Regions from separate parts of the Homo sapiens genome. Here region 1 is linked to region 2. Evidence: read pairs that join two places in POLR2A ChIA-PET (ENCODE). Cell type or tissue: MCF 10A. All regions are shown on one strand. Links, peaks and the distances in the headings refer to the core of each region. The heading gives the core; the rest is flanking DNA.

Region 1 (5,504 bases), core at 208-5,207, 93 kb after region 2:
AGATCCATATAAATTCATATTTCTGTAACCCTGTGTTACAGGCTATATGACTTTTTTCTTTTTTCTTTTCTTTCTTTCTCTCTCTCTCTTTTTTTTTTTTTCTTTTTTTTTTTTTTTTTTTTTGAGACAGGGTCTTGCTCTGTCACCCAGACTGGAGTACAGTGGCACAATCAGGGCTAACTGCAGCCTTGACCTCCAGGCTCAAGTGATCCTCCCACCTCAACATCCCAAGTAGCTAGGACAAGTACTTGGGACATGTACCACCACACCTGGCTAATTTTTTGTAGAGGCAGAGTCTTGTTATGTTGCCCAGGCTGGTCTTGAGCTCCTGGGTTCAAGTGATCCTCCTGTCTTGGCCTCTCAAACTGCTGGGATTACAGGCATGAGCTGCCACGCCCAGCCTGCTATAAGACTTCTAATTGGACTGCATCATTTCATCCCAGAGACCTGGTTCCCAGGGTTTTCACAAGGTAGGAGGCATTGTTTCATAGTTCAGGTGAGGGTGTTGATAATCTAGGCCAGGACTGTGACAAGGGTGACATCATCTGTGGTATGAAATTTATTTTTAGCATCAGAATTTTGGGGGCATCTTGAGTTGAAGAGCAGTGGTTCCTTCATTGAATGACACTAATTTGGCTATTCTCTGGGTCTCTTCTTACAGTTTAAAAAGGGGCTGATGATGGGCTGGATGGGAACTGTTTCCCTGGTAATGTTGCCAACTCATCTCTTTGCTGGTGCCAGCTTTCTTGTCTGAGTTGTAGAGCTCATGCCTGATATGACAGTGGCAAAGGATCATGGAAATCATGTGCAGGGTAACCAGGGAACCAGCGCAGTTGCCTTCAGTAATTAACTAAGACATCCATTCTGAGGTGGGTGGGACCTCAGTTCCAGCTCCTCTGCATATCCTCAGGGACAGGGTAAGGCTTGTGGTCTTAAACAGAAGAGCTCTCAGTCCGCTGGGTGAACATTGCTTTCCCTGCGTGTTTTTACTTGCAAGGGTATTTTGTTCAAACAATTTTAATATTTATTTGTTAGGGGGTTTTATCTCTATTCATAGGTGATATTTACCCATGAATGAGTATTTTTCTTGGAAGAGTCTCTTTCCTTTCTTCCTTGTTTTTTTCCCTCTTTTCAACTGGGTTTACCTGTTAGCAATTGGACATATATGTCTTGTATGATACAGTGCCCTACTGTTGCTATTTTAATACCATGAGAACTTTGAAAGGCTAAAACCAAAGTACAGGACCCACTGAAGCCTACACTTTACAAATAAAAGGTAATTTTGTCAGCTAATTTGTAGTGGATTCCTTGACCTTAATCTTTCTTGGTCCCCTGGTCAAAATATAGTCACCCAATTTGCTTTTTTTCACATGTCCATATTTTAATTCTTTGCCAATCATTGTCTGATAATTGTCTTAATTATTTGTTTATTTTTGCTCCTCTGCCCCTACTAGAATGGAAGTCTTGCTGACCACTATCTCCAGGACCTGGCATATAGGAAGTTCCTAATATATATTTGTCAAATCAATGAATGAATGAATAGATACTTAAGTCATAGAATATACGTCAAGTCCACAGACCCAGAATCTAAAATAAATCGGAATTTAAAATGTTGTACATCAGTTGGTTAAAACGCTAATAGAATAGAGATGTTACTTAGGGGATTCAATGGTCCGAAGGAGTCTGTGGCCAGGAGGAAGAACCAAGAACAACCAACAGTCCTGTTCCTGGCCAAAAACCAGGAACAGGACCTTGGGCAAGTCACATGACCTCTTGGGCTCAGTTTTCCCATCCACTAAATAAGAGGATGGGATGTAATGATCATTAGTTCACTTAGCCATTTATTGAACAGGACTATATCACTACCCTAGATGAAAAAGCAGTGCCATATAACCATAAACATATTCATTACATATAAAATATGCATTACTATTAAAATGTGAAAAAGCTCATAAGTGTATCACCCCAATCTTGCATACTGCCAGTAGAACATGTACTGCATGTTGGGAGACACCGTGATAGAGCATGCTATGTGCTGTGACAGAGCAAGCTACAAAGCCTAACTGTAGAACCAGATAGACTAGAAGGGAGAAATCCTAGTGATAGCAAACATTTCAGTAGCTCTGAGATCCCATCATGTTCTACCCTCACAACAACTCTTAGGGTAGGCATTATTATTATCCCCATTTAATAGACAGGGCTCAGTGTTACTTGCTCCAAATGACACTAGTGGCAAGAGGACTTAAACCCAGGTCTTCTGGCTGCAAGTCCCAGGCCCTGAAATTTTACCCTGTAATATGCTAGCTGTGGTTTGGCAAATGTAGGAGAAACTACATCATGTACAAGGTATATCCCAGCACTTTAAGCCTCAGAGAGTTTTCTCAACATTTTCTCCTAGAGTAATAGCTTCTGTGGCTTGTACAGAGCCTCCCTAAGCAGCACTGATTTCATGATCGTCAACAGAATCCAGGGAGGTAAGGGCAGTGTGCAGACCCCTTTCCAGCCTCTGGGGAGAGAAAGAAGTGGCCACTGGAACCTTGGTGGAGAGGAGTATTCCAGGATCCCGGTACACGATGGGCATCTGTTTGTAAAAATGCATGTAAATTTGGCCTCCAAAATATTCCGTGTAGTCTAGTTCTCACTGAACTGTGGCCCACTGATAACAGCAGTGTTCACTCCCTAGAGAGGTCGAGACAGCAGCTTCCCAGCACTCAGAGGTGTCTTCCTGATTCTCCCCCTGGCTCTGTGAGATAACTCCCTTTAGCCCTTTTTTTGTCTGCAGCCAGCAAGACCTGGTGATAATGTGAGGCCCGAGGCCGAGCTAATCCTCCCTGTAGAAATCCAACAGTGAAGCGTCTTGTCTTTATGACTATTCGCCGAGGATGTGTAAAGGGAAATGCAAGCCCCAGGCAGCAGTAGCTGGCTGGGTTCCAGAGTCAAAACTGAATTAAAAACTCATTAAGTAGTACTTTGAGCTCGCAAGCTGACTGGCGCGCAGTGCTGGGAAAGCTGATGGTGGAGGAAGGGAAGGGCTGGCTTCTTCCCGTTGGCAAATGGCAGACTGTGGGCAGGACGGGGCAGTCCAGGAAACAAGATGAAACACAGCCCACTTGTCTGTCATGCAGACATGTTTGTGAGTATAGCTTTTGGTACAGCCACATAATGTATGCTAATTGCTATATTCCTTCTTTTTTTTTTTTTTTTCCACGGGAAATGGCTCGGTGAGAAAGCTCTGAAACCAAAGAGGCAATGCAGAAATGCCAAAATGCAGACATTACAAAAGAGAGAGGAGGAACAAAGGGAAACAGGGGATCCAAATTTACATCATGGTTTAGCGTTCTGCTAAATCAGCACCTCCCTGGTCCATGCAAGTCATATGGAAAATAATTGAGCAGAATTTCCTATTTGGGTTGATTTTCACTGCATCTATCTCATAGGTTGCAATTTGTTAATTGGATTTTTTTTAAAACAAGAAGCAAAAATTTTACCCCCAAGGACTAGAAAGTTAGCAAGTTAAGTTGAAACTCCAAAGTAATTATCAGAGCTTCCAGAAAATATTAATAAGACAGTATGAGCTGGTTCTCTCTCTACTACTGTTCTGAACAAGACACTTCTCAGTTGACCACAAGACTCAGATGCAAACTGGGGAAAGCACACAACTGAGCCCACTTAAAAGAATCATCCATCTGTAAGAAAACTCATTCAGAATATTTTGTATGTGCCAAGCTGTGTACCTCTAGTGTTCCGTTAGATATCCTTTTGCAACTGTCATTCTTTAAATCAAATAAAAACAGACCAAGATATTAAAGGAATGCTTTGTCTAATGAAGCAAGAGTGCACAGACATTTTATATTGAAAGAGAATGGACCAGAAATGAGAAATATATTTTACTTTGTCATTGGAGTCAAAAGAAGTATTGATAAGTAGACTTTCTTTCCCCCAGTAACCCTTCATTTTTTTTAAATAAAAAAGTAACATTCTTTAGAGCAGTTTTGTAGTTACGAAACAGGAACTTTTATAATGAATTTGATTAGATGTGACGGAAGGAAATGCAAGTATTTTTCAGAACGATGTAGATAACACATTAAGGCATCATCTTCTGTCATTTAAGAATTATGAGAATAAAGAGAACTGGAGTCGGGAATGTGGTTAGACTCTCCTCTGGAGGGATAGCTGACGCACGGAAAGCACTGCTCCTCCACTTGGCTCTTGCCCCTGTCCAGCTCCTGTCGCTTGGCCAAGGCCCTGAGCTGAGGAGGGCCTCAGGCTTGCTCACCTCCTGCCTTTCCAATCCTTAACTTTGAAGCCTTGCATTTTCCAGATATCTGAGTTTACACTGAGCAGTGGTGCCCTCGGCAACCTTAGGGTGCTCCATCTCACCTTCCAGCTTCTCCAGCAACAGCCTCTGCTCCAAAATAAATGAGGTGTTCAGTGTTGCTTTCTGGGCAGGAATCAGATGTTCTTTCTTTCAGTTAAACTCCAGAGCTCTGGCAGAGCTTGATTTGGTCCATTTTTCTCTAGGGCCGGCTTACCTGTTGGCATTTTTACAGAGACAAAATATGCTCCCAATTTATACTATTTTATTTACGAAAGAGCAAAGAGTAATACATTCTAAGAACTTTGATTAGCATACATATGGATCATTGCATATATTCCAAGTGTATATAAATACATAAAAAATACCCAATGGAGAATAATGCAAGACAGGAATGTAGAAAGTGATTTTATGCATGCTGCCTTTCTTAAGAGAACTTGTTACTTCTCATGGAAATTAAAATCTGGGGATTTGCTCAAGGGCAATTTTCCCCAAAGTCCCCAGATTATTTCCCTCCCTCCTTGGACTCATTTTAAACTAAAATTTCAGTCTTTTAAAAAGAAGATAGAAGAGGACAGAATTTATTTGACTACCTTGTTTGACTTGCTCTTTGTCATGGGTTTCAGACCTGTTTCTCAGGAGAGCTACGTCTGTTGGTTCAGAGTACATTTATCAATGCCTTGAAAATGCCCATTGGCCAGATTTGGTTGAATTGCCTCAGAAACAAATCTCTGTTTGTTAAGTAAACCATTAATTAAATATATGGCCCAGAACTTAATTCCTTTGGTTTACTACATCACATTTTCCTAAATAAGCAGATGTATTCTTTCAATTATAATATCCCAGAGGTCAACGGTACTCATCTTAAAACAAATAAAAAATAGGTTGTTAAGGTAAGAAATCAACCTTCAGCAAAAAATATGGTTTGGGGGCATACTGTGGCACCCCATTAATAGTGACCTTGTGAAGACCTTGTCGTTGAATATAAAATCAAAATGAAATCTAACGATGCCTCATTTTAATTCCTTAAGAGATCTTAAGGGGTGGCAGAATGACCACAGGCAAAATCCAATGCGCGTGTGAGAAAACCAAACACACAAACAACTCCTGACACTTTGGGGCAGTTTTTGGCCCTAATCACTTGAAAAGAGCTAGGCAATGTCTTCTTTTTAATTATTTATGCATGGCA
Region 2 (5,220 bases), core at 221-5,220:
AACTTTATTTTAGGACGAAAATAAGGGCGTGTGTGTGCAGTAGTGTAAAGAGGGCTGATCATGTCTTCAAGGGAATTAAAAACCCAAGCAAATGATAAAGTTACAAAAAAAGTGTTTGTGATCCCCAGTATCCCTGCGACCCTCTAAGATCTACAATTCTGAGATGGGGAAGATTACCTTAAGCCAGCCTCAACGTTCCTTTGGAGATCCTGTTCCATTTAATATATCATTTAATGTATTTGTTCATTTAGGCCATGACTCATTGCTTCTCTGAATTCTATTTTTTACTTGTCGTTTCTCAGTCGGATATTTTTCCACATATCAGATGTTCAACTATTTGTCTAATAGGACAATACCTACTTTGGGGCTGATAAACTGACCACATAGTTTTATTATTTGTAAATTGTAAAAGATTGTAGTAAAAATGTCTTCCCCTAAATTTGCCAAGATTGAGAAATCACCCTAAAGTCAGCATGTGATAAAATGCAAATTGTGTTATGTATTTTCTCAGGTATAATTCTGAGGCACCCAGAGGAAGATGGTAGCTACCTACCTATATGTTATTGTCTAATATTTGAACATATTCCCCATCAGGCTGGGGAAAGCAGACAAGGAACCTGAGCCAAGAGAGCAGGAATCTCAGGATGGGCAGAGCAAAATGGAGACTAACCAAGATGGTGGACCACATGGCTGCCTAGAAGTAATCATTTGTTAACCTTTACGTGTGGCTGAGTTTATAGCTGATGTATGCGTACATACAAATGATGTATTTATAGGTAAATGCATAGAAAAGTTCTAGAGTGATACACATCAAGCTGATAAATTCTGGAAAGAATACATTAAATTGGGGCCAAGGGAAGTGAAATGATTGCCTTTTACTCTAAATACCTTAACGTCATTGTTTTAACAAAAAATGAAATATATTTAAAATATATTCATAGAATCCTTGCATAATAAAAAAACATAAATAAGAGACTAACTAGAGAGGGTATAAGATTACATTCTGATTACTAAAAAAATAAAATTAGAATAGTATAATTAGGAGAGAATAAAAACCATCTGTAATCCTGCACGCAGAGATAATTGCATGAGAACATTCCTCACCCAAATCCAGAACAATGGGTTGTAGTCCAGGCAGAAGAAGTCTCTACTAGTAGAGAACTGGTACCACACTAATAGGACTGGGGGCAAGAGGCCAGAACTGGGCTTATCATCCTAAGGTCTGACCAGATGGAGCCATTGGCTAAGTAAGGAAGAAGCAAGCAGCTGGTCAGGCAGAGGGGTTGGGGCCAAAATTAGAGAGCAGAGCTTAGAGGGAACAGCACCAGCAAAGTGGAGGGAGTGGGACTGGGGACTCAGATACTGGAGTGAGATGTTCACCTTCACTACTATTTTCATTCTGTGCCCATAAATGATAAAATTCATCTGCAGGAGGTCAGGAGTTACCATTGGATCTTGGCCAAATAAGATGCTGGGATTACACACAGAGTTAACACTACCACACAGAGACCTCACCCTAGGTCTGTGGTAGAAATGGGACTGGGACGAAGCTCCTAAAAATAGGAGTTAGTGGCCTTAGAGGTCAGTCTTAGATAAGGGAAGGGAAGCCTGTGACAGAAAGAAGAGTCACTTGGAAAGAGTCTGGAAGAGTCTAGAGGCAATGGGGATGCTACTGGCATTGGGACAGTCCTTCATTGTGTGGACTGTTTGTGCATTGCAGGAGGCTGGGCACCCTGGCCTTCATTCACTGAAGAAATAGGGCCATCCCCACCCCTGCCCTAGTCAGAAGGTGACCCAACCCAACAGCACACATCCAATCATCCCTATGGATGGAAAGTATCCTCATTTGGAAAGCACCAGATCCAATGCCTAACTAACAGACGGTGGAGGGCTATAACCCACCAATTCTCTCCTGCTGCAGGAAAGTGGAACTGTGGCTTCGACCTGACTGTATGTGCCTGGACCATAGAGAATGGACTAGGTTGGAAAGGCTCTGAGGAACAGAAAAAAGAGGGGAAAGGCATAGAATCAAGAGGCACAGTAGGTGCAAGAGGGCCATCCCCACTTTACCCTCTGATGGAGAGAAGGGAAAGTCTGTGCCACCCTGAGCAGCAGCAGGAAGCACTCGGGGAACTCCTGAGAAGGGCCCTGCTTCATACCACTGGTTATGAAACAAGGCATCTATGTCAGTCCTTTAGCCTCCCGGGCTCTAGCTTTTGGATTTTGTATCTTTTTAAGGAGGTTGAAGAAAGCCAGTTGTTAGATCTGCTGTGACTATTTAAAGAAATGTGCTCTTAACCTATCACAGCATTAAACTTGAGATAGGGTCTGCCATATCAGTAAGATGTGAACTCCTCTATCTCAGGATCTCGCTATATTTAACCACTTAGACAGAAAGACAATTTTCATATTTACATAGGATATAGATAGTAATCATCCAATAAGCCTTGGTTCTAATTTTAAATGCACGTCTCTAGGCGTCTCAATAACTGGACAACATTGCAGTGCTTGCAATCTTAAATTAAGAGCTCAGTCTCTCATTCTATGTGGGAAAATGCATGGCATTTCTGGGTTTGCTCATTTCATTCTCACAAGCAAGTTAATTGCTTGAGTATATGTGTGGATACATTTTTCACCTAATGCTGGCCTACACAAAACTACTCAAGGAGCAGCTGAAAACATTTTTCTTTTTGAATTTGTGAAACAAAAACCAACAAGAGTTTAACATGGTAGATTACAAATGTAGGGCCTTGAAAGAAACAATAGGTACTCCAGCCCTTGGATAGTTCTAATCTTATTGGAAGGGAGCCCCCACATTTTCCCACTCATTTGTAGAGAAACTGAGCCAAAATCAGCTGATTGCCTCGATTTCTCTACAAAGAAGTGGGAAATGTGTGATTTGCCTCAGTTCCTCTATAAAGGAGGGGCAAAGGGGTGGGAAAGCTCTGCTTTTCTCCATTCTTTGGGGCCCACGTTGGCTCTGGGTGTAGCCCCCTATATTATCAGCTCAGAGAACTATGGGCAGTAGCAATAGCCATGAACCCTTTTTCGAGTGGTAACCCCATGTGGGGCATTGCACTAAACACTTCGCCGGTATTATCTCATTTAATCATCACGGCATCTCAGTGAGGTGGATGCTATTCATTTTACAGATGGTAAAACTGAGACAGCACTCAGGAAACTAAAACAATAACACAGTCGAGGTCTCTAAAACGCCCACTTTCCATTCTCTGAAGCATTCCCCGTTTCTGGCCATGAAAGAATAACCCCACACCTCTTGGTGTGGGATCCCAGGACACATAGGAAGAACCAGAGAAAAATGCAGGGCCTGGGTCAGGTCCTGATACTGCGGGCCCCTTGAGTGGCCCCCCGAAGGCAGGACCACATATTCATTTATCCAGTACTGTTAGGGGCAGGCTTGTAGTGCAATTTTTTGTTGTTGATGTTGTTGAGGGTCACGTAGGCCTTCCCGAGTGAAACGAAAGAATTAGTCCCTTTGGTCTGTCCCTTCCTTCCCTTGCTTATTCAGCACCTTCTTCCTGATAGCAGGGAGCAGCTGGAGTTGGTGAACTGGAACCCAAGCAGATCAATATCATGTGCACAAGAGGACGTCGTTAGCAGAGCACTAATGCTCATCATGGATACATCCAGTGTGTCAATCATTGTACAGAGGTTAAATAGACTCTGTCTAATGCCAGGAGATTCATCTTACTGGAACATGGGACATTTTTCTGCCTCGCTCACTCAATACAAATTTAGAGAAGGTAAACTACATGTTATTTTTAAATATTTGCAATAAGGGTTTGTAAGCAGTGCTTGCATAAATAATAAAAACATCATCTATCTATATATAATATATATAACATATATTCAAAACTGTAGACAAATGTCTTCCAATCACACTGTGTGCAAAACCTTTTTAAAAACTTGAATACAGTTTCCCTGTGCTAGGGACACATCCTGTAAGGTACCCAAGTGCCAAATTCTTTTGCAAAATGACACCTATGCCGGTAGTTTTCACTTAAATATTTTGCAAAATTAGTGTTCATGTTTTTGTTTTTATTTTTTGGTCGTCTTTTTTTAAATGAAGGCACAAGACTATTGCAATTAATAATGACTAACAACCTAAGTAAATCTGATTTCCCTTCCTGACGCTGCCGTCACCTGCCCATGCAGGAGTGGCCTTCTGTGGTGGTGAGCAGAGGTGGAGGTCTGTGCCACGTATGCCATCTTCCCTTCACACGGTGCCTCCTTTCTTTCCATTGTGTTGGGAGGCCTGGTTCTTTGCTCAAGCTTAAAATTATCTGTGGCCCTTTAAGGGATGTGGAAATAAACACAAGAAGACATGAAGTAACTGATACTTTTTTTTTAACTGATAGAAAATTTCTAAGAATACCTCTTCTTAAAATTAGAGTATTTCACCAAATTTGGTTAACCAAAGCCAATTCATGCAAAAATAATAGCTATATTATAGGCCATGGGTTTTGTCTTAAAGGATATTACTTTCTCATAAAAACTCCTACACAAATGCGAATGCAGAGAGATACATTTTGTCAGATGTCTAGCCACACAGATAAAATTTCTCTGCTTGTCATTTTTTGCACCTATGATCCTAAAAAGAAAAGAGAAATTATGAACTCCTGGTGCCAAAGGCATCCCTAGGCCCTAGGACACAGTGACACAAAGAAATGAAAATCCTTTCAAAGTCAGCAAATAATGATTGATCCCCAACTGCTTGGAGAGATAGAACTATCTAGCTACCCCAGGACTCGACACCTTTCACTCAAAGCCCCCAATAAGCTAGAAAGCTGGGGTCAGAGGGTTTGTGCAAGGCACTGGTCCTTAAAAAGAGTCCACAGATCTCAACTCCTTGCTGAGCTATTCAGCAGAAAGGGCTGCGTAAAGCTGGAATGCTGAAGCATCCCTATGTCATGCTGGTGTAAGTGGGTAGCACTAATGCTGGTGTGAGCTATTTATTTATGCCGCTGCTATCTTCCTGGGGCATGCTGGACCAGAGGTGGACTAGGATTTGTTTATCTTGTTATATTGGTCTTCTGCTGGATTAATTTAAAACTTCTTTTAAAATAAACTACAAGGCCCTTTAGACACCTTTAAACTGTGGCTGCATATATAAATATTTAAGAGAAGTAACAACAGAAACCATAATATGCTTCTAAAGTCTTTCACAAATACATGTGAAAGTGCTTGGTACACATTGAC

The links. Peaks named below come from ENCODE experiments on the same cell type or tissue, not always from the same donor. Only the 100,000 strongest peaks of a DNase experiment are listed, where the experiment ranks them.
Region 1: POLR2A ChIA-PET joins it to region 2 with 5 read pairs; 2 of 35 experiments call an interaction of 5 or more read pairs at or near these places.

The regions. Positions count from the first base shown.
Region 1 is chr5:72,163,829-72,169,332 of GRCh38, forward strand. All of the region lies in intron 2 of MAP1B (microtubule associated protein 1B), which reads left to right. Among named protein-coding and RNA genes, the nearest start is that of MIR4803, 2.9 kb to the right of the region's middle. In MCF 10A, for the core only: no CTCF peak of the experiment used is centred there; a DNase peak (open chromatin) is centred at 2,983.
Region 2 is chr5:72,070,876-72,076,095 of GRCh38, forward strand. No RefSeq gene overlaps it. Among named protein-coding and RNA genes, the nearest start is that of MAP1B, 34 kb to the right of the region's middle. In MCF 10A, for the core only: no CTCF peak of the experiment used is centred there; no DNase peak of the experiment used is centred there.